Regions from separate parts of the Homo sapiens genome. Here region 2 is linked to region 1. A link is a loop called in an ENCODE intact Hi-C map of the cell type or tissue named here. Cell type or tissue: heart left ventricle. All regions are shown on one strand. Each heading gives the region's core, and the rest is flanking DNA. Links, peaks and the distances in the headings are about the cores only.

Region 1 (16,350 bases), core at 792-8,791:
TGCTGCTTCCTCCTCCCAGGCCTCCGTTTCCCCTCCGGATGGGCGGTCCTGTACAGGCCTTCACAGATGCCCCTGTGGAGTTCTGGTCCAGTGGGGTAGATGAGGCCAGGGTGGTGAGAGGCAGCCAGCATCAGGGCCTGAGCGACTGAGTGCACCTGTGGCCTCAGAGACCCCTGCACACTGGGTGGGCTGTGGGAGGGAAGCCCTGGTCCCTGGTAGCATTGGGGTCCTTTCCTGTTGGGAGCTTTTACCAGCTGCTCTGGCAGTTCCCAACAGAGAATGCCCACTGTGCCAGCATGAGCCTTTACTGTAGTTCTTTCCATCTTGGAGGGGTGGCAGGGGCAGCTTGGCACAGTGGCTCACGCCTTTAATCCCAGCACTTTGGGAAGCTGAAGTAGCCTGATCGCTTGAGCCCAGGAGTTTGACACCAGCCTGGGCAACATAGGGAGGCCTGGTCTCTAAAAAAAAATACAAAAACTATCTGGGTGTGGTGGGCACACCTGTAATCCTAGCTACTCTGGAGGCTAAGGAGGATTGATTGAGCCCGGGAGGCTGCAGTGAGCTGTGATGGCGCCACTGCACTCCAGCCTGTCTCAAAAAAAGAAAAAAAAATGGTATTTTGAGAACTGGTATAGCCTTACCGACGTAGATGGGGGACCCTCCCCTAATCCTGTAGAGGCTGCAGGTCTGCGCAGCCACCCTTTGGGTGAGTGCCAGGTGCACGCCTTGCATCCCGGCAACTTCGTGGGGTCGGGGCAGGCAGGGGCAGGCAGGGCCAGGCCTCGCTGACCGCGCCATGTCCCGCAGGTTCTCGCGCTCTGACGAGCTGTCGCGGCACAGGCGCTCGCACTCAGGTGTGAAGCCGTACCAGTGTCCTGTGTGCGAGAAGAAGTTCGCGCGGAGCGACCACCTCTCCAAGCACATCAAGGTGCACCGCTTCCCGCGGAGCAGCCGCTCCGTGCGCTCCGTGAACTGAAAGCGCCCTGAACCCCAGCCTGTCCGTCACCCCGGATCCCCACCCCATCCCCATTTTTTTAAGCAATAATTTATTTGCCTCCTCCAGAGGGACATGGCAATGTTACCAGCCCACCTTCTGAAGCCTGGGAGGTGTGAACCCAGGGCCCGCCAACCGCTGCCTTTCTCGGGAGTACTTAGAGCCTCGAACCCGCGTCCCTGGGGGCTGGGCCCCAGGCGCACGGGGCTGGAGGCAGGCCTTCGTGCCTTCGTGCCTTCGTGCCTTCCCGCGGTGGCCAGGCCTCTGCTGCAGCCGCTGGTTGCAGGCAGAGTTTTGGGGACCTGGCCCTTCTCCCACTGGGCTCCCCCATCCTGGGCCAAGGCCAGAACTTTAGTGCTAGGGGAAGATGAAATGTGCAGTTTTGAAATGTTGGGTTTCCAGAGAGAGTCATGCTGGAGGAGAAGGAAGTAGGCCAGAAGTCCAGGGCTGCACTGTGGTGTGAGGGTGGCTTTGTCTAAGATGCCTGCTCAGCATGATCACCAGAGGGTGTGGGCAGGTCCCTGGAGCCGGGGGGGGGGGGGGGGGGGGGGGGGGGCAGGACCGGGCCGCTGGGCCCTCATGTGGGAGAGAGGTGAAAAGCGTCCCCCACTAGGGGGCTGGCAGTGCATGTGCTTGAGTTAAATGTGCAGGGCAGACAGAGCCAGAAGGGCCTGTACCCAGGGGCTCGTCCCCTCCTCCGGTTTCCCAGACAAATCCAGACACCAGCCTTTAGGGTGGCCTTGGGAGGAGAGGGCCAGGCTGTCCTGGGTGTGAGAGAACTAGATAGAGCCTCCCAACCCTGATTTAGAAATGCATTCCTTATTTTGTCTAGAAATTAATAAATGAACTAGCTTGTTTTGACAGGTTTATTTCACATCCTATGAATGTATGTAAATAAACTGTACATAGGTCCATCCACATAAAATATCTTTTAATAACATATCAACATTTGTGTAAATTTGAAATTTAAAAAAATCTATGAAGCTGGTGTACATATGTTACAATTACGTATATTTTCTTTGGTCCTTCATAAAAATATATTTACTTTGCCAATAAAAAGAAAAAGAACTCACAGCTTTTGGCATTCATGTGCTGTTTTCCTGCTTTGCCGGGATGTGGAGGTGACTCTGGGGCCGAGTCTATGTCTCCACCTTCGCAGAGTTCAGGGAACTCTGTTTTGTATTTGGAGGGATAGAAAGGCCCCTTGGGGTCCAGCCCCGGTCCAGCAGGGTAGGGTTCCCATACAGCTCAGCTCCAGGCCAGCTGCTGAGATTCTGCTCATCCCGGCTCCCTGACCTGGAGCTCCGTAAACCCAAATCCAGCCCACATTCCGACAGCACCTGTGGGAAGCTGCCTCAGGCCTGGCCAGTCCTGCGAGGCTCACCTACTCTGCTATCGGAGACCCTTTCTTGCACTTCCTACCCCCATCCAGTCCACCAAACCTATTACACATGCCCTATATGTTTGCTGTGCCTTGGCAGAGTATTTACCCCCTTAGGAACGTGGCTGTGCCATTTCCTACTGGCGTGGGTAATTGTGAAAGTGTTAGGAATCCTGAGCAGGCAGAGGTGAGACTCGGAGAGGCCAGTATATGCAGTTACGTCCTGTCCTCCATCGTCCCTAACTCCCCAACATGCCTGGGGTCTTCGCTGTGTGGTTGCACAGTTGAGGTTGGACCCATCCACACGTCCTGTGCTGGCTGGAGCCTGGGGGAAGTGGGGGCCCAAGCACAAGGAGGGGCTATGAGCCCCACAGGGAATGGCAAGGAAATGGAGGCTGACCAGGGCCTGCTTCAGTGGCTCAGCTGGTATGAAGCACACACACACAGAGAGGGCTGCCCTGGTTCACCCAGTCATGTGCAGTGGGAAGCAAGAACCTTCTAGAAGGATCCTTTGCTTTATAAGAACTGGATGCAAGTCGGGTCAAGTGTTTCTCGGTGAAAACCTTGGAGATCTGGAGGCTGGGGGTAGGGCACCCATGGGCTCCCAGCAGAGAGATGTCTGAATGTGGGGGTCTGTGTGAGGTCGTGCATCTCAGAGGGCAGAGGCCGTTGTTCTCACCAGCCGCCCAGCACACAGCACAGCTGATAGGAGGATGGACATCCTATCCTGACTGGCCATGGTCCCGAGGAGGAGGCTGGGCCTAGTGACCTCTGTCCTTTGCCCCTGACCGGATGTACCCTCTGTGGGCAAACACACTCTAGGGAAGCAAGGCATTGATTTCCAGCCTTGTTAACATGGGCTTTCTTCATCCATAAACAAGCAGTTCAGCCCTAGATAAGAGGTACGTCAGAGGGACAGGGAGGATTGTTGTCTGGTCAGGATGATGACATGGGACGTGGAATAACCTCGGGAGCATATGCACCTTCTGTGCCAAGGACCGGCCGGACACGCTGCTCACCTCCCCTGGGTGTGTGTCCCAACATCCTGCTGTTGTCTTGTGGCAGGGAGTGTGTGTAAGGGGTGGTCTTAGTGGTCTCCTCAGTCTGGGCTTCCAGGCTTGCACCTGAATTGTGTGTACGTGCACACATATGGTGCACCTCCCCGGGATGAGTGTGCCTCCTGGAGGTCTTGGCTGAGTCGTGGAGAGTACAGCACAGTGCAGGGAACAGGGATAATGGGGCCGCACTGCCTGTTGATCCTGGGCTCCAGCTCTTTATGTGTGTCCTAGACCTCTCTAGATTTCAGCTCCTTCGCCCTGCAGAGCAGTGTGAAAGGCCCCGGGCAACAGCGTGGTGGCACGTGGTAAGTGACTCTGGATGCAGAGCCCAGGATGCAGAGCCCAGCTGTGTGGCACCCCCAGGTTCCTGCTGCAGCCCCAATGTCAGCATTGCCTTGGCCCTGGTGGGGGTTGAGAGTCTGTTACAGTGCCTGGCCTGGCTCCTGCCTCAGAGACCCCCATGCCACCACCTTTCTGACCGTCTGTGATTTCTGTGGCTGGAAGGGGAGTGCTGTGTTGACCTGCAAGCTGAAAAAGCAGGTGGAGATGGGCCCTGGACTCACCACGGTGAGGAATAGAGGTGGAAGCTGGAAGGCTGCAGAGCAGGAACTCCAGCCATAATGGTGCCACCCACCCGCCTGCCCCTAAGGCACACAGAGAGGAAGGAAGTACCATCTACTGATCACTGTACTAGGTAGAGTATGAGTTAGGCTACTATAACAAAGAAATCCCCAAACTTTGTGGCTTAAACAACATAGCAGTTTATTTTCCTCTGCTTAGATGGTCTCAGAGGGAGCAGCCTGGGCTGGCACAGCAGACTGAGTACAGGGCACCCAGCCTCCTTCGCTCTTGTTGCTCCTCCAATGCCCCTTGGCTCCACAGGACTGGGCCAGCTGGGAGAAGCAGGCAAGGGGCCATGTTTCTGCCCTGCCCTCCTGGGATTTGCACACTCACTTCCACTCCCATTCTGTTGGCCGGAACTCAGTAACTCAGCCTCATCCACTGCCAGGGAGGCTGGAAAATGCAGTCGTCATCTGGGCAGCATGAGCACAGCTGGAATGTGGGGCACATGTTGCAGGAGAAGGCAAGGAGGTAGGAGCAGAGGGCAGCCAGGAGTTTCCATTGTAAGCACATTGTTTTGTCCCAGCTGTGCCCACAGTGGGTCCCCCTTCCCACGAGCTGGCAGCATGGCTAAGTCTGGTGGTGCCAGGTGAGTTCAGCTCCCCATGGCCTCGTCCACATTCTCAGAAAGGGCATCACTGATAAGTGTGGGATCAGCAGCCAGACTTCTGGGGCAGCAGATTATTAAGAAGGGAAACTCTGTGGGAACAGAGGAGCCAAAAGGCCCTACGTAGGAGCCAAGATGCCTTGGTTGGGAAACCAAGGCTGCAAATGACAATCTTGACTCCTGCAGACAGCAAACCCTTGCAATGCCATCACTGTCTGTTCGTGAATAGGGTCCAGAGTCTATGTGGGGCCGTGAGAGCCGGGAGGTGGAGAGGGGACATAGGCAGAAAGCCTCAGGACCAGGGCTTCCAGGAAAATTGTCATTTTCCTTGTGTTTTATTGGTTCAGGCTATCCAAGGCCTGGCAGGGGAACCTGTGAGGAATGAACATGTCAACCTGCACAGTGAAGGCATGAGGAGGCGATCTGAACCCACAAGAGAGGGCTGAGAGTGGGGGCCATGTCTGAGTAGGTCCCACTTCATTTGGTGATGAACAGAGATGAAAATGGGGCTTGTTCAAAAGATGCAGAATGAGGCAAAGAGAGCAGCATTCAAACACTCCTGGAAAGTGCACATCTCGATGTGCCCTGGGGGGCCGGGAGGGCACGAGAAACGCCCTGCTGTTTTCAATAAGGAAGAAATAGAGAGCCCAGGCTGTAGTGGGAGGGCACCAGGACCAGGTAAAAAGAGAGCTGGAAGGGATAGCGGGGGATTGCAAGAAAACAAAAGATGCAGGGCAGAGTTAAAATCCACATGGGAGAACGTCAGGAGTGGGCATGAGGACAGGGAACTCCCAGCACTGCTGCAGAAGACAAATGATGACAGCTCGGGCTCTGGCTCGGCTCCCATTCTGTGAGGTCCTGCTCTGTGCCCCAAACAGCCGGGCCCGTCAGGAAGGGACACCAAGGACCCCAAAGGAGCCCCTCCTGGAGGTCTGGACCTGGAGATGAGTGACCAGTCCCCCACTGTCAGCCTCCCTTGGCCCTGCTGCTCCACCCTGCTCTCCAAGCCATCCTGGCGCACGGACATATCCACACCCAGCACTGATAGAGATCGCAGCCGGTCCCCAGGCTGTTCTCAGAACCCAGCCGGGACGTTCCCTGCTGTTTCCATCCTCTGGGTTCTGTGAATTTGGCCTCAACCCTGAGCTGAGCTGACACTGAAAGACAGCAAGAGCAGTGTCTGTAGCAGGCGGCTCCATCACGAGAGTGAGGCGCAAGGCTACGACAGAGCCAGCTGAGGGAGGCCAGGGAAGGGAGTGCGCAGCAGGTGCTGGGAGCTGGAAATACCTGATGAGAAGAGTGAAAATACATTTCTGCAGAAATACGTCTAAATCATTGCAAATGTGTTTAAAACCTAAGTGCAAATGTCAAATATTGATAGAGAAAGAGAAGAAATTTGCGATGTGAAAGTAATAAGACATTACTAGTCTGGCTGTAAATCCCCCATGATATGAACAGACAGGGAAATTGTGTGAAGGATTGAAGTGTGGCTCTCAGGGTCTCCTCCTTCCCACAGAAGTCTTTGCATTACGCATGAAATGAAGAAAAGACATTGATGTCATTTCTGTAGGGTTAATTGGTGAGTTGTTGAACAGCTATCCCCAGAGGGCTCTGTTTAAATGCACGAACGTCACCTTGACAGAGGAAAGAAGGACACCTGTCTGTTTCCACAGCAAAGTGGCAGTGCTCTTCTCTCCCTGAATCCCTGGACAAGGCGTGGACGGTCATGCTGACGTGGCACTGCTGGGAGGACAGCTGGACCACTGCCCATCAGAGGACACCCTGGTGCCACACAGGAGTCCTGGTTCCCACCTTGGGCTGGTTGGCAAAGCCCCTCCCTGTCCTCTCCCAGCCTTCCCAAGCTGGTGGCCTTACTACAAATCTGGGCTCACAGCTGGGATTCCATCCACATCCTGGCAGAGGATGCCCTGCACAAAGCTACCAAGGTGCAGTGGGTTCAGTCTTCCGGATGCCCGAGTCTCTTTGCCAATCTCTCACGCTGGCAAAATGCTTTCCAGATGGTCATGAGGAGCCACAGCGGCTGGAGTGCACTACACTGGGCATCCTATTTAAACTGTACACCAACACCGCCTTCTCTACAAGGCACCCAGGGACTTGCTTTTTGCACCTTCTCCCGCCTTGAAAGCACCTTCATCTTCCTCCTGGAACTTCAAATTCCCCATCTGTTTAAACAAACAGAAGAATTTAGAGCCAGACTCCCCATAAGGGATGATAATAATAGTACCTTCCTCATAGGGTCATTGTGTGGACTAAATGAGTTAAAATATGCAACACACTTAGAATAGCATCTGGCAGAGAGCAACAGCTGTAGTTGTTGGTGGCAATTGTATTATTATCCATTGTTACTTGAGTATATCCTTAATATCCACCCTTCACCCCAGGAAACTTAATAAGACATTTCTTCTCAACGAATACAGCACTCTTCCCACTAGACTTTTTTTTTAATTATACTTTAAGTTTTAGGGTACATGTGCACATTGTGCAGGTTAGTTACATATGTATACATGTGCCATGCTGGTGCGCTGCACCCACTAACTCATCATCTAGCATTAGGTATATCTCCCAATGCTATCCCTCCCCCCTCCCCCCACCCCACAACAGTCCCCAGAGTGTGATATTCCCCTTCCTGTGTCCATGTGATCTCATTGTTCAATTCCCACCTATGAGTGAGAATATGCGGTGTTTGGTTTTTTGTTCTTGCGATAGTTTACTGAGAATGATGATTTCCAATTTCATCCATGTCCCTGCAAAGGACACGAACTCATCATTTTTTATGGCTGCATAGTATTCCATGGTGTATATGTGCCACATTTTCTTAATCCAGTCTATCATTGTTGGACATTTGGGTTGGTTCCAAGTCTTTGCTATTGTGAATAGTGCCACAATAAACATACGTGTGCATGTGTCTTTATAGCAGCATGATTTATACTCATTTGGGTATATACCCAGTAATGGGATGGCTGGGTCAAATGGTATTTCTAGTTCTAGATCCCTGAGGAATCGCCACACTGACTTCCACAATGGTTGAACTAGTTTACAGTCCCACCAACAGTGTAAAAGTGTTCCTATTTCTCCACATCCTCTCCAGCACCTGTTGTTTCTTGACTTTTTAATGATTGCCATTCTAACTGGTGTGAGATGGTATCTCATAGTGGTTTTGATTTGCATTTCTCTGATGGCCAGTGATGATGAGCATTTTTTCATGTGTTTTTTGGCTGCATAAATGTCTTCTTTTGAGAAGTGTCTGTTCATGTCCTTCGCCCACTTTTTGATGGGGTTGTTTGTTTTTTTCTTGTAAATTTGTTTGAGTTCATTGTAGATTCTGGATATTAGCCCTTTGTCAGATGAGTAGGTTGCGAAAATTTTCTCCCATTTTGTAGGTTGCCTGTTCACTCTGATGGTAGTTTCTTTTGCTGTGCAGAAGCTCTTTAGTTTAATTAGATCCCATTTGTCAATTTTGGCTTTTGTTGCCATTGCTTTTTGTGTTTTGGACATGAAGTCCTTGCCCATGCCTATGTTCTGAATGGTAATGCCTAGGTTTTCTTCTAGGGTTTTTATGGTTTTAGGTCTAACGTTTAAATCTTTAATCCATCTTGAATTGATTTTTGTATAAGGTGTAAGGAAGGGATCCAGTTTCAGCTTTCTACATATGGCTAGCCAGTTTTCCCAGCACCATTTATTAAATAGGGAATCCTTTCCCCATTGCTTGTTTTTCTCAGGTTTGTCAAAGATCAGATAGTTGTAGATATGCAGTGTTATTTCTGAGGGCTCTGTTCTGTTCCATTGATCTATATCTCTGTTTTGGTACCAGTACCATGCTGTTTTGGTTACTGTAGCCTTGTAGTATAGTTTGAAGTCAGGTAGTGTGATGCCTCCAGCTTTGTTCTTTTGGCTTAGGATTGACTTGGCGATGCGGGCTCTTTTTTGGTTCCATATGAACTTTAAAGTAGTTTTTTCCAATTCTGTGAAGAAAGTCATTGGTAGCTTGATGGGGATGGCATTGAATCTGTAAATTACCTTGGGCAGTATGGCCATTTTCACGATATTGATTCTTCCTGCCCATGAGCATGGAATGTTCTTTCATTTGTTTGTATCCTCTTTTATTTCCTTGAGCAGTGGTTTGTAGTTCTCCTTGAAGAGGTCCTTCACATCCCTTGTAAGTTGGATTCCTAGGTATTTTATTCTCTTTGAAGCAATTGTGAATGGGAGTTCACTCATGATTTGGCTCTCTGTTTGTCTGTTGTTGGTGTATAAGAATGCTTGTGATTTTTGTACATTGATTTTGTATCCTGAGACTTTGCTGAAGTTGCTTATCAGCTTAAGGAGATTTTGGGCTGAGACGATGGGGTTTTCTAGATATACAATCATGTCATCTGCAAACAGGGACAATTTGACTTCCTCTTTTCCTAATTGAATACCCTTTATTTCCTTCTCCTGCCTCATTGCCCTGGCCAGAACTTCCAACACTATGTTGAATAGGAGTGGTGAGAGAGGGCATCCCTGTCTTGTGCCAGTTTTCAATGGGAATGCTTCCAGTTTTTGCCCATTCAGTATGATATTGGCTGTGGGTTTGTCATAGATAGCTCTTATTATTTTGAAATACATCCCATCAATACCTAATTTATTGAGAGTTTTTAGCATGAAGGGTTGTTGAATTTTGTCAAAGGCTTTTTCTGCATCTATTGAGATAATCATGTGGTTTTTGTCTTTGGCTCTGTTTATATGCTGGATTACATTTATTGATTTGCATATGTTGAACCAGCCTTGCATCCCAGGGATGAAGCCCACTTGATCATGGTGGATAAGCTTTTTGATGTGCTGCTGGATTCGTTTTGCCAGTATTTTATTGAGGATTTTTGCATCAATGTTCATCAAGGATATTGGTCTAAAATTCTCTTTTTTGGTTGTGTCTCTGCCCGGCTTTGGTATCAGAATGATGCTGGCCTCATAAAATGAGTTAGGGAGGATTCCCTCTTTTTCTATTGATTGGAATAGTTTCAGAAGGAATGGTACCAGTTCCTCCTTGTACCTCTGGTATAATTCAGCTGTGAATCCATCTGGTCCTGGACTCTTTTTGGTTGGTAAACTATTGATTATTGCCACAATTTCAGCTCCTGTTATTGGTCTATTCAGAGATTCAACTTCTTCCTGGTTTAGTCTTGGGAGAGTGTATGTGTCGAGGAATGTATCCATTTCTTCTAGATTTTCTAGTTTATTTGCGTAGAGGTGTTTGTAGTATTCTCTGATGGTAGTTTGTATTTCTGTGGGATCGGTGGTGATATCCCCTTTATCATTTTTTATTGTGTCTATTTGATTCTTCTCTCTTTTTTTCTTTATTAGTCTTGCTAGTGGTCTATCAATTTTGTTGATCCTTTCAAAAAACCAGCTCCTGGATTCATTGATTTTTTGAAGGGTTTTTTGTGTCTCTATTTCCTTCAGTTCTGCTCTGATTTTAGTTATTTCTTGCCTTCTGCTAGCTTTTGAATGTGTTTGCTCTTGCTTTTCTAGTTCTTTTAATTGTGATGTTAGGGTGTCAATTTTGGATGTTTCCTGCTTTCTCTTGTGGGCATTTAGTGCTATAAATTTCCCTCTACACACTGCTTTGAATGCATCCCAGAGATTCTGGTATGTTGTGTCTTTGTTCTCGTTGGTTTCAAAGAACATCTTTATTTCTGCCTTCATTTCGTTATGTACCCAGTAGTCATTCAGGAGCAGGTTGTTCAGTTTCCATGTAGTTGAGCGGCTTTGAGTGAGATTCTTAATCCTGAGTTCTAGTTTGATCGCACTGTGGTCTGAGAGATAGTTTGTTATAATTTCTGTTCTTTTACATTTGCTGAGGAGAGCTTTGCTTCCAACTATGTGGTCAATTTTGGAATAGGTGTGGTGTGGTGCTGAAAAAAATGTATATTGTGTTGATTTGGGGTGGAGAGTTCTGTAGATGTCTATTAGGTCCACTTGGTGCAGAGCTGAGTTCAATTCCTGGGTATCCCTGTTGACTTTCTGTCTCGTTGATCTGTCCAATGTTGACAGTGGGGTGTTAAAGTCTCCCATTATTAATGTGTGGGAGTCTAAGTCTCTTTGTAGGTCACTCAGGACTTGCTTTATGAATCTGGGTGCTCCTGTATTGGGTGCATATATATTTAGGATAGTTAGCTCTTCTTGTTGAATTGATCCCTTTACCATTATGTAATGGCCTTCTTTGTCTCTTTTGATCTTTGTTGGTTTAAAGTCTGTTTTATCAGAGACTAGGATTGCAACCCCTGCCGTTTTTTGTTTTCCATTTGCTTGGTAGATCTTCCTCCATCCTTTTATTTTGAGCCTATGTGTGTCTCTGCACGTGAGATGGGTTTCCTTAATACAGCACACTGATGGGTCTTGACTCTTTATCCAGTTTGCCAGTCTGTGTCTTTTAATTGGAGAATTTAGTCCATTTACATTTAAAGTTAATATTGTTATGTGTGAATTTGATCCTGTCATTATGATGTTAGCTGGTTATTTTGCTCGTTAGTTGATGCAGTTTCTTCCTAGTCTCGATGGTCTTTACATTTTGGCATGATTTTGCAGCGGCTGGTACTGGTTGTTCCTTTCCATGTTTAGTGCTTCCTTCAGGAGCTCTTTTAGGGCAGGCCTAGTGGTGACAAAATCTCTCAGCATTTGCTTGTCTGTGAAGTATTTTATTTCTCCTTCACTTATGAAGCTTAGTTTGGCTGGATATGAAATTCTGGGTTGAAAATTCTTTTCTTTAAGAATGTTGAATATTGGCCCCCACTCTCTTCTGGCTTGTAGGGTTTCTGCCGAGAGATCTGCTGTTAGTCTGATGGGCTTCCCTTTGAGGGTAACCCGACCTTTCTCTCTGGCTGCCCTTAACATTTTTTCCTTCATTTCAACTTTGGTGAATCTGACAATTATGTGTCTTGGAGTTGCTCTTCTTGAGGAGTATCTTTGTGGCGTTCTCTGTATTTCCTGAATCTGAACGTTGGCCTGCCTTGCTAGATTGGGGAAGTTCTCTTGGATAATATCCTGCAGAGTGTTTTCCAACTTGGTTCCATTCTCCCCATCACTTTCAGGTACACCAATCAGATGTAGATTTGGTCTTTTCACATAGTCCCATATTTCTTGGAGGCTTTGCTCATTTCTTTTTATTCTTTTTTCTCTAAACTTCCCTTCTTGCTTCATTTCATTCATTTCATCTTCCATTGCTGATACCCTTTCTTCCAGTTGATCGCATCGGCTCCTGAGGCTTCTGCATTCTTCACGTAGTTCTCGAGCCTTGGTTTTCAGCTCCATCAGCTCCTTTAAGCACTTCTCTGTATTGGTTATTCTAGTTATACATTCTTCTAAATTTTTTTCAAAGTTTTCAACTTCTTTGCCTTTGGTTTGAATGTCCTCCTGTAGCTCAGAGTAATTTGATCGTCTGAAGCCTTCTTCTCTCAGCTCGTCAAAGTCATTCTCCATCCAGCTTTGTTCCGTTGCTGGTGAGGAACTGCGTTCCTTTGGAGGAGGAGAGGCACTCTACGTTTTAGAGTTTCCAGTTTTTCTGTTCTGTTTTTTCCCCATCTTTGTGGTTTTATCTACTTTTGGTCTTTGATGATGGTGATGTACAGATGGGTTTTCGGTGTGGATGTCCTTTCTGTTTGTTAGTTTTCCTTCTAACAGACAGGACCCTCAGCTGCAGGTCTGTTGGAATACCCTGCAGTGTGAGGTGTCAGTGTGCCCCTGCTGGGGGGTGCCTCCCAGTTAGGCTGCTCGGGGGTCAGGGGTCCGGGACCCACTTGAGAAGGCAGTCTGCTGGTTCTCAGATCTCCAGCTGAGTGCTGGGAGAACCACTGCTCTCTTCAAAGCTGTCAGACAGGGACACTTAAGTCTGCAGAGGTTACTGCTGTCTTTTTGTTTGTCTGTGCCCTGCCCCCAGCGGTGGCGCCTACAGAGACAGGCAGGCCTCCTTGAGCTGTGGTGGGCTCCACCCAGTTCGAGCTTCCTGGCTGCTTTGTTTACCTAAGCAAGCCTGGGCAATGGCGGGCGCCCCTCCCCCAGCCTCGCTGGCGCCTTGCAGTTTGATCTCAGACTGCTGTGCTAGCAGTCAGTGAGATTCCGTGGGCGTAGGACCCTCCGAGCCAGGTGTGGGATATAATCTCATGGTTCACCCGATTTTCCAGGTGCATCCGTCACCCCTTTCTTTGACTCGGAAAGGGAACTCCCTGACCCCTTGCGCTTCCCAAGTGAGGCAATGCCTCGCCCTGCTTCGGCTTGCACACAGTGCATGCACCCACTGGCCTGCGCCCACTGTCTGGCACTCCCTAGTGAGATAAACCCGGTACCTCAGATGGAAATGCAGAAATCACCCGTCTTCTGCGTCGCTCACGCTGGGAGCTGTAGACCGGAGCTGTTCCTATTCGGCCATCTTGGCTCCTCCCCCCCACTAGACATTTTATTAAATCAAATGCTTTCTAGCATCTGTGCCTTAACATATTACTTGCAAGTAGGTTTTTGGAGGGTGAACACATTCCCTTACAAAAGGGTTGCAGGGCTCAGTTGAAGTTGCATCTTCTCAGGGTTCATTCACAGGTCATTAAATACTCAACCGTGGGAAGAACTGAAAGCTGATGTGTTCAAGACACTTCTAATTGCATATCAAGCAATAAACCAGATAAACCCAATCTGAAATTGTAGTGGTTTTACAAGGCTGTGCACATTTCCTGGGTTTGGTTTGTATTCCCAGAGAGGAAGCTAATCACTGGAGTGCTCTGTTCAATACCAGATGCCTGCGACTTATACCTAGGTCTCTGTCCTCTTATGCCATCACTCCTAAGACCTCCACAGAAGGGCAGGCCCTGCATCCAGAAGAGGGGCTCATGATGGGGGCTGGTGACTCTCTAGTTTGTGACCAGGGAGTTGAGTGTGAGGGGCATCTTATGTGCCTGATGTTTTCCTTCCCCACTACCCTGCCTCTGTGCTGCCCTCAGACTCCTGAGGATAGGGGCAGATTGCATCCTCAAGCCCCATTCATGTCAGTTCACTTCCAGCTTCTGCTGCCTGGGTACCCATGAGGCTCCCCCATCCTCTGCTGCCCTTATGAGAGGGATTCTGGACAAATTTGTCATATCCAGAGAGATGTTCTCATTCTTTCAGAGACACTGGAGACATAGACATTCTCAGGCTTCTGGAGACACTGGTTATTCACATGACAAAAGAGAAAAGATAGAGCTTTTCCTAACATCGTCACATCATGCACAGAAAATTCACTCCAGGTAGGTTAAAGAAGCAACCATAAACACACAATGCTAAAAGTACAAGAAATAATGAGACACAGGGAAGAGCACTGTATTCATCAAGAAGAAATGTCTTGTTAAGTCTCTCAAGGCAAAGGGTGAATAGGACACACTTATATTCACAAATAGCAGCATGCACCCAGAAGACCCACAAAAACAAACACAACTTATTATTTGCAAAGTCCTTGCCAATGTAATATGACAAGAAAAAAAAAAGACTGAAAGGATAGGAAAGGAAGGGACAAGATGACTTTTATCGCATATGATGTAATTATCTGTCCGGAAGGGCCGAAAATGATCAATTGAAAATCTGCCAGAATTAATAAAACTGTTCAATCAATGGCCAGACACAAGATAAACCCACAGAAATACATGGACTGATTGCATGTCAATGTTTCAGTCAGCAATTACTGTGTAATTGACAGCCCACCTCAAAGCTCAGTGCTCTGAAACAGTCCTGATTTAGTACTAGAGCTATGATCCTGTGGGTTGGCTGGGAGTCTGCTGACCTGAGTTAATCTTGCTCCTGTGTCTGTGGGGAACGAGGGATTCTGCTGTGACTCAGGCTGGGCTGGCTGGGGCTCTGCTCCATGTTGCTCACATTTCGCCTTGGGCCAGCAGGCCAGCTGGGGTATAGCCCATGGCTGCAAGATAGCAAGGCCCACCTTGCAAGCTCATTTCAGACCTCGGCTTGCATCCTGTCTGCTCTGACCCACTGGGCAGAACAAGTCATACGGCCAAGCCCAGTGAGAACATACAGCAGAGGGTGTGGATGAATGAGGGGCCATCACTGAGGGCACTAACACAATCAAAATCAACTAAAAACTGCAACAGTAAGTAGAGTTCATAACTTTTATGACAGGAAGAAAAATCACAAGCAACATGGCAGGAAATTGGTAAAAAAAAAAAAAAAGTGTAATAATATGCTGAAACTTTAATGGAAAACATAAAGAAGACCTAACTGGAATTGCTTACCTTTTTTTTTTTTTTTTCTGTATGGGGAGACTCAGTATTGTAAAGATCCCAATTTCTGTCATATTGATCTATAATTCATTGCAATTCCAGTACAAATCCAAAGAGGATTTTAAAAAATGGGACTTGATTCCAAAATTTATCTGGAGGAGAAAATGTATAAGATGCAACCCAATATGACACGACAATGGTGGTAGAGGTGGGGAGATTGCCTGACAAATTACTGAAACATCCTATAGAGGTTTAAATTGTTTGGTTTTGTTTTATTATTTAATTTATTTTATTAATTCTATTTGAGACAGGTTCTTGCTCTGCTGCCCAGGCTGGAGTGCAGAGATGGGATCATAGCTCACTGCAGCTTCAAACTCCCAGGCTCAAGCGATTTGCCACACCTCAGCTTCCTGAGTAGCTGGGACTCCAGGCACACACCACCACACCCAGCTGAGGTTAAACATTTTTTTAATGTGGTGTTATAACAGATAAAGGCAAAGAAGACATGAGGCAACATACAGATTCTAGAAAATAACTCAAGTACATATGGCTATTTAATATAAGTTATCAATACAAGGTTACTTATATGATAAGAGAGGAAAGATGGAGGTTCTTCTCACACCATACACAGAAAATCCACTCCAAGTGGGTAAAAGAGCCAACCACAAACACACAATTATAAAGGTACAAGAAATAGCAAGATGCAGGTGCCATTATGGAAAAGATAGACATGCTTGACACTACCATTTAAACTCCTGTTTAAGAACAGACACCCTATGAGTGAAGTTAGAAGATAAATATGAGACATGGATAGAAATATATGAGTCAACAATCCGAATATATCTGGAATGCACAAAACTGTTCTACAAATTAGTGAGTAAAACATAAAAATCCCAATAGAAAAATGGGCAATAGATATAAACTAGCAACTTACAGTAAAAGACATGCAAATGGCAAGTAGGCACATGAGAAGATATCTAACTTTGTAAATATGCAGAAAAATGAAATAAAAAAACAATATATCCTGTGGAGGTTGACTACATTGCAAAAATGTAAAAGATTATATCCAAGCATGGGGGAAAGAGTTACTCTCATTACTGTTGATTGTAGTACAATTTTTTTTTGGAGGATAATTTGGCAAACTTCATCAAAACTTAATCATTCTTTTGGCCATAATAAAAAAATCAAAAAACAGTAGATGTTGGCTTGGATGTGGTGAACAGGGAACACTTCTACGCTGCTGGTGGGAATGTAAACTAGTACAGCCACTATGGAAATCAGTGTGGAGATTCCTTAAAGAACTAAAAGTGGAACAACCATTTGATCCAGCAATGCCACTACTAGGTATCTACCCAGAGGAAAAGAAGTCATTATTTGAAAAAGATACTGGCCCACGCATGTTTATAGCAGCACAATTCACAATTGCAAATTGTAGA
Region 2 (16,350 bases), core at 5,519-13,518, 46 kb after region 1:
GAAACAATGGCCAAAAAATGACAAACTATGATATAAACAATTAATCTACAGATGCAAGAATATCAACAAACCCTAAGCACAAGAAACATAAAGAAAAAGACACCAAGATACATCATGATCAAATTGCTTAAAACCAGTAATTCAAAAAAACCTTAAAATGAGCCATAGAAAAAGGCATATTACATACAGAGGGACAAAGATAAGGATAACAGCATATTTCTTGTTAGAAACAATACAAATGAGAAAACAGTGGAATATCATCTAAATGCTGAAGGAGTGGAGGATGGGGGAGGATTGTTAACCTAGAATTCTATACTCAGCAAAAAACAAAGGCAAAGTAAAGAAACTTTCAACAATAGCTGAAAGAATTACCAACAGAACCACTCCAAAAAAATACTACCAGAAGTCCTTCAGGCAGAAGGAAAATTATACTAGATGAAAATATGAGTTTATAAAAAAGGATGAAGAGCCCTGAAAATGGTAACTATGTGGGAAATGTTAATACTTCTTTCTTATTATCTGAATCTTTCCAAAAGCTAATTGATGGACCAAAAGTAATAACAAGGTATTTTGGCTAATGTAAAGGCTAATGTAAATAAAGGGGCATAATATCACTTGAAGGTGACCTGTGATAAATGATGTTTACTAAAAATTCTAAAGCAACCATTAAAATAACAGTTATAGATATAAGCCAACAAAAGAGATAAAGTGAAATAATAAAAAAATGCTCAATTAAACAAAAATAAATAGACAGGACAAATAGAGAACAAGTAGCAAGATGGCAGATTTAAACCTAGCTATATCAATAAATACATTCAATGCAAATGGTCATGACACTCCAGATAAAAGACAGAGATTTCCAGATTGGATAAGAAAGCAAGACTCAAGTGTATGCTACTATAAGAAATCTATTTCAAAAATAAAGTCACAAATAAGTAAGAAGTAGGAGGATGGGAAAAGATATACCATGCTAACACACATCAAAAGAAATATGTAGTAGCTATTATATATCAATATCAGACAAAGTAAATTTCAGAGCAAAGAATATTACCAGAAATAAAACAGGTAATTTCATATTACCATTATTAATGGAGCCAACTCATCAAGAAAAATAACAATCTAAAACATTTGTGCACCTAATAACAGAACCTCAAAATACACTAGCCAGTAAGTGATAGAACTTCAAGGACAAATAGATAAATCTACAATCATAATCTAATATTTAAATACTCTGACCTCAATAATTGATAACTGATAAAAGAAATAAACAGAAAATCAGCCACAATATAGAAGCCTTAAATAACACTATGAACAAACTTGCCCTAATGGACATTTATAGAACACTCAATTCAATAACAGTAGATACATATTCTTTTGTAGTGCATGAAGAACATTTACCAAGACTGACTACATTCTGGGCCATAAAACAGTCCCAATAAATATTAAAGGATCCAAGGTCACATAAAGTCTATTTTCATATTATAACAGAATTAAATTAGAAATCAATAACTAAAAGATAACCTGGAAATCCCCCAAGTATTTGAGAAGTAAGTAGCACACTTTTAAATAACCCATGGGCAAAGGAAGATATTTTTTAAAATTGTAAAGGTTTTTGAACTGAATAAAATCAAAATGTGACATATTAATACTTGCAGATGTTATTAAAGCAGTACTTAGAGAAAATTTATAGCACTGATGCTTGTATTGGAAAAGAGGAATGATCTCAAATCAATGTCCTTAGTTTTCACCTTAAGAAACTAGGAAAAAAAAAAGCAAATTACGTTTAAATAAAGCAGGTCTGGGCACGGTGGCTCACTCCTGTAATCCCAGCACTTTGGGAGGCTGAGGCCGGTAGATCACCTAAGGTCAGGAGTTCAACACCAGCCTGGTCAACATAGTGAAACCCCGTCTCTACTAAAAAAACAAAAATTAGCCGGGCATGGTGGCGGGCGCCTGTAATCCCAGCTACTCGGGAGGCTGAGGCAGGAGAATTGCTTGAACCCCGGGGGCAGAGGTTGCCGTGAACTGAGAAGGCGCCATTGCACTCCAGCCTGGGCGACAACAGGGAAACTCTGTCTCAGAAAAAAAAAAAAAAAAAAAGAAAAAGAAAAAAGAAAGAAAGCAGAAGTAATAAAGATTAGACTGGAAATAAGTGAAATAGAAAACAGAGAGGGTGAGAGAGTGTGCGTGGCGGCGTGTGAGTCCTGTTTTATTATTCCTATAGTGCTCTGTAAGCTCATTTTTCTGCAGCTCTTGTGTGTTTTCTTGTTTTATTTCTTCAATGTCTGCCTCTCTGCTCTCTCCTAGGTCTGCCAGCCAGAAGAGCAGATCTGATTTGAGGGCAGCTGGGAAGCCGTCCAATCTGGAGAGCCTCTACAATTAGCAAAACAAGGTCTGGAATTCCTGGACTTCACTCCTTGTTAGCGAGAAAGCGAAACACGTGATGTTCTGCTTTGCTCTCAGTGTCAAAACCTTGTGCTCATGGGCCCTGGCGGCTACACAGAAAGCCCTGAGGACTGAAACCCTGCATGGGTACATTTTGATGGGGCAGGAAGAAAAGTTCTGGAGTGTGGAGAGCAGAGGTCCAGAGCATTCACTGATTTAGCCACAGAAGAAACAGATGCGGAAACCGGGGCACAGCAGGCGAAGTGAAACTTCCCATGTTCCAGCAAAGCCCAGTCCATAACGTGAGGCTTTGTGAGGTTTGTGTGTGCGACCTTCACCCCTTCACCTGGACCCTCTCTTTGTCCTCCTTTCGCACCCAGTGATGTGTGGCCTGGATCACTTCCCTGCCCTCAAGTCTTGCCCTGGCCTGACGTTCAGCGGACCCTCCGTGCATTAAGGATGGAGGATGGTTCCTTGTGCTTCCTCTACCAGGTGCACTTGTATCTGCTCGGAATTCTGGAAGAGCAAAGACCCACTGGCCCCACTAATCCATCTATTGATCCTGCCCCGGTCAGCAGGCTGGGTCTAGCCTCCACACTGCCGCTGCTCAGGGTCTGTGGAGGAAGTCGCTGCAGCCATTCAGCCAGGTGGGTCTTTCACAGGGGTGAGGGCAGCACAGAGCTCAGAACCTGGGGCTCTGGTTGCAGGAGGACTGCAAGTGATGAGCCCACAGAGCATGGGGACGGGGAAAGGGGAAGCCGGAAAGCCGCACATTGTGAGCAAGGGGTCACAGGGGAGATGGGGAGCCATGGGAGGATGCCTGTCCAGTTGTCACTGCCCACACCTACCGTGCAGTGGAGGAAGACCCCCGACGCTCTGGGCCTGCCTTGGGGGCACCCGGTAGTCCCCAGGCAAGGACTGACCTGTCTCCGCTGGGAGGACGCGCTGCACAGGGCAGATGGAAGTGCCTGCGAGGGCCAGCCTGAGCTGTGAGGTGGTGGGGTCCAGTTGTTATAGGCACAGGACGCCACAGCAAGGGAAGGGAGGGCAGAGGCCAGGAAAGGAAGCCGCTCAGGGGTCGGATGGCCTCGTTCCTGCCCACCACAGCAATTACTCCTGAAACTGGTACCACCCTGCTCTAATGTCCCCTGGCCAGGGTGGGGACAACCTGACTCATTGTAGCCTGAAGTCCCCGGGTCCCCAGAGCCCCCGTTGCTGATACACAGCAGGATGATTCACCCCCCTGTGGAGCTCCTGGAGCCTCCCCTCATGACAGCCAGCTTCTGAGGCCCATGCTACCGGTATGTCACCACACGTGGGGGCACGTACACCCCATATGAGTTTGCCTGGGTTGACACGACAAACTAGCAAAGACCGGGGGCTCAAACAACAGACTTCTATCGTCTCTCAGTCACGGAGCCTGGAAGTCTGAGATCAGGGTGTCTGCAGGGTGGGCTTCTCCTGAGGCCTCTCTCCTTGGCTTGCAGATGGCCGCCTTCTCCCTGTGACCTCGCGTGGTCATCCCTCTGTGCATGTCAGGGTGGTCATCTCCTTTTTTTTTTTTTTTTTTTTTTTTTTGAGATGGAGTGTCGCTCTGTTGACAGGCTGGAGTGCAGTGGCGTGATCTCGGCTCACTGCAAGCTCCGCCTCCCAGGTTCATGCCATTCTCCTGCCTCAGCCTCCTGAGTAGCTGGGACTACAGGCGCCTGCCACCATGCCCGGCTAATTTTTTGTATTTTTAGTAGAGACGGGGTTTCACTGTTTTAGCCAGGATGGTCTCGATCTCCTGACCTCGTGATCTGCCCTCCTCGGCCTCCCAAAGTGCTGGGATTACAGGCGTGAGCCACCGTGCCCGGCAGTCATCTCCTCTTTTTATGAGTACAACAGTCATACCAGATTAGGGCTAACCAATGAGTTCATTTTAACTAAAAGCTCCTAGATACGATAAATGAATTCAGTAAACTTTCAGGATACAAAATCAATGTACATAAATCAGTAGCACTGCTATACGCCAACAACAGCCAAGCTGAGAATCAAATCAAGAACTCAATTCCTTTTACAACAGCTGCAAAATAAATAAATAAACAAATACATACATACATACATACATACATACATACTTAGGAATATACTTAACCAAGGAAGTGAAAGATCTCTACAAGGAAAACTACAAAACACTGATGAAAGAAATCATAGATGACACAAAGAAATAGAAATACATCCCATGGTCATGGATGGGTAGAATCAATATTGTGAAAATGACTATAATGCCAAAAGCAATCTACAGATTTAATGCAATTCCCATCAAAATACCATCATAATTCCTCACAGAAGTAGAAAAAACAATCCTAAAATTTATATAGAACCAAAAAAGAGCCTGCATAGCTGAAGCAATACTAAGCAGAAAGAACAAATCTGGAGGCATCACATTACCTGACTTCAAACTATATCACAAGGCTGTAGTTACCAAAACAGCATGGTACTGGTATAAAAATAGGCATATAGACCAATGGAACAGAATAGAGAACCCAGAAATAAAGCCAAATATTTACAGCCAACTGATCTTCAACAATGCATACAAAAACATAAAGTGAGGAAAGGACACCCTGTTCAACAAATGGTGCTGGGACAATTGGCAAGCCACATGTAGAATGAAACTGGATCCTCATATCTCACCTTATACAAAAATCAAGTCAAGATGGATCAAAGCCTTAAATCTAAGAACCGAAACCATAAAGATTCTAGAAGATGACATCAGAAAAACTCTTGTAGACATTGGCTTAGGCAAAGAATTTATGACTAAAAACACAAAAGCAAATGCAACAAGGACAAAATAAATAAATGAGATATAATGGAGCTAAAAAGCTTCTGCACAGCTGCTAATAATAATAATAATAATAATAATCAGCAGAGTAAACAGACAACCCGCAAAGTGGGAGAAAATCTCTACAGTCTATACATCCAACAAAGGACTAATATCCAGAATCTGCAAGGAAATCAAACAAATCAGAAAAAAAAAAAAACCTAATAATCCCATCAAGAAGTGGGCTAAGGACATGAATAGAAAATTTGCAAAAGAAGATATACAAACAACCAACAAACATATGAAAAAATGCTGAACAACACTAATTATCAGGAAAATGCAAATCAAAACCGTAATGAGATACCACCTTACTCCTGCAAAAATGACCATAATTAAAAAATAAAAAAATAATAGATGTTGGCATTGATGTGGTGAAAAGGGAGCATTTCTACACTGCTGGTAGGAATGTAAACTAGTACAACCACTACGGAAAACAGTATGGAGATTCCTTAAAGAACTAAAAGTAGAACTACAATTTGATCCAGCAATCCTGCTACTGGGTACCTACCCAGAGGAAAAGAAGCCATTATATGAAAAAGACACTTGCACACGCATGTTTATAGCAGTACAATTCAGAATTGCAAAAATATGGAACCAACCTAAATGCCCATCAACCAATGAGTGGATAAAGAAAATGTGGTATATAAACATGGAATACCATTCAGCCATAAGACAGAATGAAATAATGGCCTTTGCAGCAACTTAAATGGAGCTGGAGGCCATGAATAATGAATAAGTTAAGTAACTCAGAAAAAGAAAACCAAATATCATATGTTCTCACTTATAAGGGGGAGCTAAGCTATGAGGATGCGAAGGCATAAGAATAATACGATGGACTTTGGGGACGTGTGGGGAGAGGTGGGTGAGGAAAAAAAGACTACATACTGGGTACGGTGCACACTGTTTGGGTGATGGGTTCACCAAAATCTCAGAAATCACCACTAAAGAACTTATCCATGCAACCAAAAACCACCTGTTCCCCAAAAATGACTGAAATAAAAAAAGAATATACTGGATTGTGAAACCATAAATGGATTCAAATTTATATGAAATTTAGTATATGATAGAAAGCAATATTTTACAATAGTGGGGCAATAATAAATTAATTAAAAAGTAGTGTTAGGTCAACAGGCTTATCATTTGGAGTAAAAGTTAGATACATTACATGATATCTTACATCAAAATAAGTTCCAGATTCATTACTTAAGCATAAAGATGAATAAGGCTGTTAAAATATGGTGCTAGAAAAAAAAACAGGTGACTCTTTAAGCAAATATAAAACAGGGCAAGTATAACACTGTAGCTAGAAACTATAAAAGAAGACATTTCAAGGTTTAACTAACAAAATTTTAAAAATTAAGTTTAGAATTAATCACCACACAGAAAGTTACTAAGGCGCAGTGACACATGCCTGTTGTCCTAGCTACTTGGGAGGCTGAGGTGGGAGGATTGCTTCAGCCCAGAGTTCAAGTCCAGCTTGGGCAACATAACAAGACCCTGCATCTAAAAAACAAAACAAACGAAAAAAAGAAAGTTACTAAAGAAATGATCAACTAGAAAATAAAAATGTTTGTATCACAAAGTTAATACCCTAAAGTATATACATAATTCTTACAAACTAAGAAGAAAGGAGATGAATATCCCCTCAAAATAATGAGCAATAACAACTGCCAACTTTTCCTATTTGAGAATGGAAGCTGCCTTAATGAATTAATTTGTATTCCCTTCAGAACAAACTTTTGAAGTAGTTACTGTGTTTTCTACACTTTGGAGGTAAGGAATCAGAAGCTTAGGGAATGTAACCAAACTCCCACATTCACTCGGCTGGACTTGCAGATTCAGGCCATAGCCCTAGACATGCTAGGTGCTAATCCCTAGGCTGCAGGCCTCTCTTGAAAAGACAAGGCATCTAAATTGCTAAGAAATATAACTTGGCAGATTAAGAATGTATGTTGCAGTCTGGCGTGGTGGCTCACGCCTGTAATTCCAGCACTTTGGGAGGCCAAGGCGGGTGGATCACGAGGTCAGGAGATAAAGACCATCCTGGCTAACATGGTGAAACCCCGTCTGTATTAAAAATACAAAAAATTAGCCGGGCATGGTGGTGGGCGCCTGTAGTCCCAGCTACTCAGGAGGCTGAGGCAGGAGAATGGCGTGAACCTGGGAGGTGGAGCTTGTAGTGAGCAGAGATCACGCCACTGTACTCCACCTGGGCGATAGAGCGAGACTCCAAATATAAATTTAGCACACATTAAAAATAACAGTAAGATTTTTCAAGCCCCCCTGAGGCTGAGAAACATGAACAATGAGTAACACCCAGCATTAGTGACACTGTGGGATGTTAAAGAAAATATTATGCAATATTTAAATAATACCTTGTTAAAGCATGGCAAGGTAGGCTTTATTCAGGACCATTGTGATACGTACAGGGACAACAGCAATGGGACTGTGCAGTGGGGAAGAGAGATCAGCATCAACTATGAATATACCACAGACAAGTCGGAATTTACAACCAGGAGCCAGACTAGGGTCAGTGGATGGGAAATGACTAAGAAGAAGCATCAGGGTTTAGGGGGTCCCTGGCTAATCCAACCTAACAGTGTTCTTGCTGAAGACAGGTCAGCATAACCAACATCACCTGGGGGATGGTGGTGGGTGAAGAATCTGATCAGACATGAAGGACAGGGAGTTCTTGCCAAACTGACTTAGCTTTGTTCTTGCTAAATCTGGATTTTGCAAGGAAGTGCACAGATGGGTCAAGGGGAAGGTTCAGAAGCCTGACTAAAGTTTGGCCAAGCATATAATCTTTGTCAAGGGACAGACAGTCTCACTTGTTGGTAGCCATGTGAAGCTGATCACATCTCTGGGTGGAGGGGAGGGTGCCAGGGGAGGGGAGGAGGCACTGATCTGGCCATGGCACTCGGGATACGAATGTGGATGCCTTTGTATCCTCAGTGCCATACTTTGTATCCTGAGTTGGTTTGGGCCTTTTGACCAAACCAACGGGGAAACTAATCTTAGAGCAGCATATGGTGACGGGGGTACAGAGACAGGCTTCGAGCAAAGGCCTGGATGTAGTTCCCAGCGTTGCCCTCACTAGAAGTGTAGGCTTGGGCCAAGGAAGCTGGAGGTTCTTCATCTTCCAAAGTGGATAGTAACTGTATCTGCTCTTAAAGTTGTTGTAAGGACCAGTAGGCTGTAGAAGAGCCTAAGCTGTTTGTGTCTTCTGTGATTGTTTGCTTTTTAAAAACAATGATCTGACAGCTGTTATTGGAATATATATTTATATATGTATGTAGTTCTTTATGAGCATATATGTATGTGTATATGTATGTATATGCATGTGTGTACATATGTGTGTGCATGCTCATGTGCATCTATGTGTATCTATATGCATGTGCGTATAAGTGCATGCATGTGCATGTATATGTGCACATGTGTATGTGTGTATTATGTGTATATATGAATCCATAGACGTATGTATATATGCACATATATACATGTTTGTGTGTATCTATGCATGCATGGACATGCACATGTGTGTATGTGTACGTATCTGTGTGTGTGTGTGTGTGTGTGTGTGTGTGTGTGTGTGTGTATGGAGGGGCAGGGCCACTGGCAAAAGACTTGGCTTTAGAAGTAGAGAGGCTCTGACAGGGAGGTTTCTTCCTAGCGGCAGGGCAAAGGGAGCAGAGATGCTTGGAAGGGAAAGAAGGAACCCGATTTTCTCTGGAGAGGGCCCCAAAGCCTGTGCAAGGCTCGTTCTTGAGCTGCTGACCTCAGCAGCAGAGATGGGGCAAAGTTAGAGAGGCCAAATGCAACCAAGGGTCAGCCTGCAAGCAGAGAAAAGTGCTCAGTTAAAAAATTACTCGAGCCACCCTTTGGACTGACTGAAGGCCTTGCTCTTCCTCCTGCCCCACAGGCTATCAACTGGTGTATGGCTTAATTATTGACGTTTAAAAGTGAGTTAACTGCTTTCTTACAGATGAATCGCAATTAATAAATGTGGAACGAATGAGAGACGAAGACGATGAGCACCAGAGGACTGCAGGGAGCACGGCTGAGGCAACATCACCAGAGGATAGTAAAATTAGCAGACAGAGATCTAAGCACAAACAGTGTCTCTGTGTAGCCTTAAAGCATCTCTTTGAATATTTAATGGTTACAAAGGAAAAACAGTGAGTTGATGGGGGAGAACCCTGGCAGGCACCACCCTAACCAAGAGATCAAAGTTGGCATGACCAGGCACAAGGCACACTAACAGCCCACACCCACTGATCTGGCCCACCGAAAATGCACATCACTTCTGTGGCATTGCCACGGAATTTCCAAAAAGGCATTACCTCAGTCCAATGCAGAGAAGGCGTCAGGCAGACCTAGGCGGAGAGACTGTCCAAGAGCGACAGACCCATCCTCTTAAAAAGCCGGCCCTGACACAGAAAGGAGACAGAGAAAGGTGACAGCCAAATGCACGTGGGAGCTGGGAACAGAGGAGGGCACTGGGAGGGGCCTGCCTGCCGTCCAGCTCTCGAGACCACGGCGAGGTGAGTCTCAGCTCTCATAATCGCACTCTGATTCATGGAATGCCGGCATGAGAAGAGGCTGGGGGTGGGGAGGCTGCTTTCGCAATTCTTCTATAAGTCTAAAATTATCTCAGAATGGGACACTTTCGAAAGTGAGTTCATGAATAGAAACAGGCAGTGGCAGTGTATGTGTCACCCTCTAAGCATATTCCATGGCCCTTGCTAGGATCCGACTTGTGCTGATTTAGGAACAAATACTGCAGGTGAGATGGCACCACCATGAGCACTTTCTGCAGGGTCTTCTGGACAGGCATGGAAGGGGCTACCTGAGCCCTGGGGTGAGAGGCATTTAGAGTCCGACGTTGACACATCTCAAACCAGACCTCTCTCAGACAGCCCAGGCCCTGTGGCCACCAGGTGTGTGCTTACACAGGCCAGAAATGCTTCACCCCTACAGACATGTCTGGGTTCTCCACAGCTCCTCCCAGACCCCGAGGAGGCTCCTGGAATGTAACCTGGCCAAAACGGAGCTCCAGATACCACCCACCCACAAGCCAGCTTCTCCTCTGTCTTCCCTAGGTCAGAAAATGGTCCCAAACCAATAACTCATCATCTTTTCTTTTTGAGACAGGGCCTCACTCTGTCATCCACTGCTAGAGTGCAGTGGCACAATCATGGCTCATTGTACCCTCAACATACCCAGCTCAAGCGATTCTCCCACTTCAGCCTCCCAAGTAGCTGAGACTACAAGTGTGCACCACCACACCTGGCTAATTTTTTTTTTTTTTTTTTTTTAGAGATGCAGTCTTGCTATGTTGCCCAGGCTGGTCTTGAACTCCTGGGCTTAAGCGATCCTCTCACCTCAGCCTCCGAAAGTGCTGGGACTAGAGGCATGAGCCACCGCCCCTGGCCTAAACATCATCTTTGATTCTCTGTTTCTTTCATGCTCTCCTGTTTGCTCTGCCTCCAAAATCTATCCTTAGTCCATCACTTTTTCCCCCTCTGCCCCTTCGTCTCTTCTCCACCAGGCAGACAACTGAGCCTTTTAAACCTCCATCAGATTTGTCCTCTCCTGGCTTGGACCCCTGCAATGACTTCTTACCTGGGTCCAGCCTCCTCTGCCCCTCCTGCCACCTGCAGACCTTCGAAAGGTCCTCTTTGTCTCCTTCTGGGAGCTGCACCCCTGCCCTGTCTTCCTGCTAAGCACTGGCTGCTTCCCTCCCCTCGTCCAGACTCAACCCCATGGACACCTCCCCCACTGCTGCTCGCTCGCTCTCCCTTCTCATCTCATCCTCCTTCCTCTGCAGTGCTTATTCCTGCCTGGAATGCTCTTCACTGATCCTCGTGTTTATCAACCCCACTCTTCTAATGCCCATCCGTGAGAGCAGGGCCTTCTCTTTCCCTGTTTTGTATCTCAAATCTAGAACAGCATCTTGCACACAGTAGATGTTCAATAGACACTCCTTAAGTTAATTACTTAGTGAATTAGCCACTTTCCCTTCTTTAACTGTAGCCCTCCCGTGGGGAGCAGCAGGAGCTGGGCAGGCGAGATGGCCCAGGGGTTTTCTGGAGGGAAAGATAGCAATAGAAACTGTTGGCCCTGTGGCTGAGTCTGTGGGGAATGGAGAGTCACTTGGGGTGACATAGGGTCACCTGGAGCCTGCTAATTCCTCAGAAGTGGTGGAACTCTTCCCACCTGTTAATGAATGGCCCGGTGTGGGAACTGGGACCCCAGCCCTGTGCTTCCCTGGAGCCAGTCTGTACCTGGCCTCAGGTAATCATGCCACAGGGAATCTGCTCCACATCCTGGGAAGTGGAGAAAGAAGAAATCAACCAAACAGCAGGGTGCAAAGGAGGGGGCTTGCCTTGGGGACTGGAATGAATGCTCCTCTGTGGTTTTACTGTTTCAGCCACTTCCGTGGACACTTAGGGTGTGGAGGGAATGAATTAGGCGAGCCGTGATGGCAGCAGGCCACAGAAATTAAAGGGATGGCATTTGTTGAGTGGGTACTCGGGGACTTCTGGGCTGAAGTAAGAGGAGGCTAAGCCCGGCAAGGAGCAGGGATCACAACAGTTCCAGGGCACCTGGCTGGCTGGCCCAGCCATGAGATTTGAAACCTCGTCTCCTGGTGCTGCCAGATCCATGGAGCCTGAGTTCTAGGTCTCTGTTCATCCCTAACATTCCTGGGTGACCAGCTGATCAGCAAGCCACAGGCAGGTGGCAGAGTCCTGGTCACAGATGCAACCGGCCCAGGGACATCTGTGAGCCTGGAGAAAGCACACATCAATGGCAAAGGCCGGGACGCAGCCACCTGGGAGAGTGGCAGCCCCGGCCTCCTTCCCTCCTCCAGGGAGCATTGCTGCTGTGGTTTAGGAACACTCGTTTGCAGTTTACTTATTGACCAGCCAAAGTCTTGACAGTTTTAAAGAACACTCTTTAATTTATCTCAATGTCCAATTTCAGCCCTCCCAGTTCTGGCGAACCTTCCTCTGTCCCGACCTTGGTTATTCATTCCATGTGGGCTCCTCTTTCTTCTTAGCCTCTCCACCTACATTGTTCTGGATGCTTCTCAAGCTTTTCTCCTGCTCAGCTGGACCTCTTTTGTGCGGTGTCAGTCTGATGTTTCGCAGCTTCCAGGCATTATTTTCAGGGGTCTTTTGCAAGTCTTCTATTTTTGCCCTCATTAAAAAATATCGTGGGCTGCTCTGGTCTTAAGGTTGCTGTGCCCTCTTTCATTTCCTTGTAAGTAGGTTTCTGCCATCCTCTGAAATTTCAAGTGGGAAGCCACCTGGAGGCTAGGTGAACAGGGCAAGGGCATTGCCCCTTCCTGTGGGAGCCCCTCCCTAGGTCACACGTGACTTTTCCTCCACTTGCTCAGAAGTCTTTCCATTTAACTGCCTTTCCTCTTCAGCGGCTGCTGAGGGTTCCTGGTTGTGGGAGAATGTTTCAGACATGGCCCTCTGTCACCTTCTCTGAAGGCAGTGGCCTGTAACAAGATGAAAGTGGATAAAGATAAAAAAGATTCAAAAAAATGGTAAAAGTACAGAATGAGACCTTTTGACAAGGCTTATATGAAAATTTTGAAGTAACTCCGTCAAATGGCTACATTAAATGTAAAAGTGGTATATAATTTAAAATGGCCAAATAATATGTAAAGTGACCCAGTTCTGTTTTCTTCCAGATTCAGAAGGGAATTGGGCCATTCCTTCTCCAAAGCAGAACGTACTGCAGCTGTGAGAGTTCTAGGAGAAAATTCAGGTGGATGCTTCTGTAATCTTGGAATGGAGGCTAAGCCTGGCAACAATGCTAGAAAACAGTGCTGAAGTTTGACAGATTTAGCCACATACAATGGCAAATGACAAACTGTAAAAGGAATTCTTGTGAGACAGAGGAAGGAAGGAAGGAAGGAAGGAAGGAAGGAAGGAAGGAAGGTAGGAAGGAAGAAAGGAAGGAAGGAAGGGGCACCCTAATAGGGCAAACAGTAGTATAGGTCAGAAATAACTTTGAAAGAACCACAGGGTGCTGGTGGGCCAATCAGGGACAGACAGACCCCCTCTTCCAGGGGCTGGGCTGGGCTGGGGTGGGGTCCACAGGTGCAGCCCTGGAGCTGGGCTTGCCTGTCTGCATCCAAGCATCCCTGTGCTTTCCCTGTGAGCTGGCAGTCCCCACTATGAGATTCTAGCCTGGGAATGTGCTATAGGGAAGCTTACAGCAGCAGATCATAGAAAAGCAAAATAGAAATGTGAAAGGAAAATAAAAACTTGGGACCCCTACTCCCTCCGCCAAAAGAAAAAAAAAATGCTGAAAGTGGAGTCATGCAAGAAGCTGCCTTTCCCTTTGTTCCTAAGCAGATAGAGACAGATAAAAGGTTAAAGATCTCCACTCTGCATTCACCTTATCTTGTGTGAAGAGTCGAGTTACTGAGCATGGGACGAACACATAACTGACCATTCCCCTACATGCTCCTTTTCTTTTGCAACATTTGGATTCAGTAATGTGACCATACCCTCCCTCTGTCCCCTCCAGCTGGCTTTTTCCTTTAAATACTGAAGCCCTCGAAATCATCTTTGGAGAAAGGCACAGACCTGTCTCCCAAGACGTGTCCTTAATCTTGGCAAAGTAAACTTCTAAGTTGATCGAGGCTTGTCTCAGATATTTTCAGGTTTACAGAAAGAAATTCAATTTCAGTCACAAACGGAATGATAAAATAAGTTGTTACGCATCCATAGAAAGAAGATATTAACATGGTAAGCCCTGTATTTATTAACCTATGCTTACGATAAATAAAAACAGGCTGTATGGTCAAAGGTGGAATACAGCTATAAGGAGAGAAGAAGTGAGAAATGTATCGTCTTTTAAATTCGTTTCCTTTATTACTAGTGAAGTTGAGGATATGCTCCCATTTAGGGGCCGGTTACTTTGTCTTCTGTGAATTGCCTGTTAAATCCTTACCCATTTCCTACTCTTTTCTTATTGATTGGAAAGACATGTTTATGCAACACAGATATTAACCATTGGCACATTACTTCTATTGTAAACTATTTTCTCCCTGCCTGGAATTTGTCCTTTAATTTGTTTAAGGAGGCATTCATTTAGTTCTTGCAATATTCAAATCTGTCAGTCATTTCCTTTACGGTTTCCAGGTTTTGTTTGCTGCTTAGTAAAAGCCTTCTTCACCATAGGATTTTAAAAATATTCTTCCATATTTGGCTTTAAAACTTTTATAGATTTTTTAAATGTTTAGCTCTTTAATACACCTGGAGTTTATTCTTGCAAATGGTAAGAAGATTCTAACATTGGTTTCAAAATGGATAGTGAGTTTTCCCCAAAGCCTCTGTTGACCTTCCATCTTTCCAGCTTGGCTTTGAAAGGTCTCCTGTATCAAATACTAAATTTCCCCATAAACATGAATCTGTTTCTGGATTTTCTGTGTGAATTACTGAAGTCTTTTTGGAGGTTTTCGAAATCATCTTCAGGATTCCTATATATTTTCTCTTTCAGATGAACTTTCAAATCAGCTTCTCAAGTGTCAACATCCTGTTGCGATTTTCATTGATATTGAACTGAATTTATAGATTTTGTAAGCAGAAAAAAATTATTTTAATTTTTTGAGAAAAAAAGTTTTAAATGGTTTGTTTTCAGACTGTGTCAAGATATCCCTACCTCCGAAGTTGTCAGGTTTGCGGACCTTGGGGTGAAGCGTGGGGCTGCTGGAGGCGTCCAGCCCTGACTGTGTGTCCAGGACAATGAGCCCCGAAGTGAGCGGGCCGCGTCCTGTTGGCGCAGCCAACTTCACGCCCTCTGTCCAGGGAGGACTAAGGGACAAGCTGCAGCAGGCGCAGAGGACGCTGTTGGTGTCCGGGAGGCCGCTGGTACAGGGCGTTGGGCGTGGCTCCTTTCCAAGTGCCTTGCACTTTCCAGGCTGGGCTGCAGAAGCAGGCTCGGGGGCGACTCGCGTGGGGACTGAAGCAGCCAGCCTTGGCACCTGCCCACAGCAAATAACTGCCTTGACTTGATCTGGTTTTTTTGAAGAAAGGTTTATTCATACCCATTATGTGCGCATGTGTAAATTCAAACCCACGGCTTGCCGGAGCCTGGGCTTTCTCGAACATCAGTTGCTCCCATGCTACCATTTTGCAGTTTGCCCGTCTCCAGTAGATGATTTCTGAATATTTTAATCAACTCATTATTAACCATTCACACGTCTACCTTAGCCTCATTTTAAGCAATTGCACCTGTGGGTTTCACAGGCCTGCTGTATTTTTAGTACATATTAAATAAAGCATGTCTGTTGGGGCGTGCTGTGCTTGCCCACCTGCCATGTCGAGTCATTGTAGCCGCACGCTGGCAGAGAGGACGGAGCCTGAGTCCGGGTGCCGAAGGCGTTGGTCTTGCCCGGGCTTTGGCCCCAGCCGCTGCCAAAGACCTAGAGGAAAGAATTTCAGCGTTAGGGCTTCATCCGCCTATCGTGGAATCAGGACTTCGACTCAGCGCTCCAATTGCTGGGGCGGTGAAAGGCGTATCCCCGCGGCGCGGCGCCTGAGGGAGCCTCTGGAGCAGATTCCCATGCACAGACCCTCGCGGTGATGGGGACGGAGGGGGAAACCCAGGCTCCCGAGCAAGCTGGGGCTGGCTTGGGGCCAAGGAGTGTCCTTATTCTGTAGCTCCCAGAGCTCACAGGAGGGGGCTGGGGAGGAAGCGGACAGCCGGGAGTAGGGGCAGAAGAAAGCGCCCACATCAACTGGCTGGCACGAACCACATGTTCCCTAGAACGGGAATCCCTGCCGGGTGAGGGAGGCCGGAGCTGAGCCGCAGCCCCAGGAAGGGCGGGGCCTCTTCAAAGCATTCCCTCCGCAACGCTCTGGTAGCCCTGGGACTCCAGCCTCGCCTGCCAGCCCCAGCTCAAAAGGCCTCTGTCTCCCTCGGGCCTGGGGGTGGGAGCAGCCTCAAGATAATGGAGTGCGTGAGCTGGGGCCTCATTCAGACCTCTCCCCACCGTAAGGAGAGAACAGAGGGCCCGGACAGGGAGCGGGGGACTGGGCAGAATCACACAGCCAGCCAGGGGCTCCAGCTACAGT

The links. Peaks named below come from ENCODE experiments on the same cell type or tissue, not always from the same donor. Only the 100,000 strongest peaks of a DNase experiment are listed, where the experiment ranks them.
Region 2: it touches region 1 in a loop (2.1-fold over the local background); 32 of 110 quality-filtered maps call a loop at or near these places.

The regions. Positions count from the first base shown.
Region 1 is chr3:126,328,353-126,344,702 of GRCh38, reverse strand. It overlaps KLF15 (KLF transcription factor 15), which reads left to right. Exons shown (of 3, transcript NM_014079.4): 3 at 808-2,068. The coding sequence ends at 976. Among named protein-coding and RNA genes, the nearest start is that of KLF15, 21 kb to the left of the region's middle. RefSeq lists enhancers at 356-1,039, 2,572-3,333, 12,228-12,831, 12,832-13,436. In heart left ventricle, for the core only: no CTCF peak of the experiment used is centred there; a DNase peak (open chromatin) is centred at 5,702; H3K27ac peaks cover 761 bases.
Region 2 is chr3:126,287,361-126,303,710 of GRCh38, reverse strand. LOC107986124 (a long non-coding RNA gene) reads right to left here. Exons shown (of 3, transcript XR_001740882.2): 3 at 12,186-15,698. It also overlaps a transcript of KLF15 not described here. Among named protein-coding and RNA genes, the nearest start is that of KLF15, 62 kb to the left of the region's middle. RefSeq lists a silencer at 2,278-2,478 and enhancers at 11,437-11,937, 14,625-15,169, 15,170-15,715. In heart left ventricle, for the core only: no CTCF peak of the experiment used is centred there; a DNase peak (open chromatin) is centred at 9,800; H3K27ac peaks cover 1,055 bases.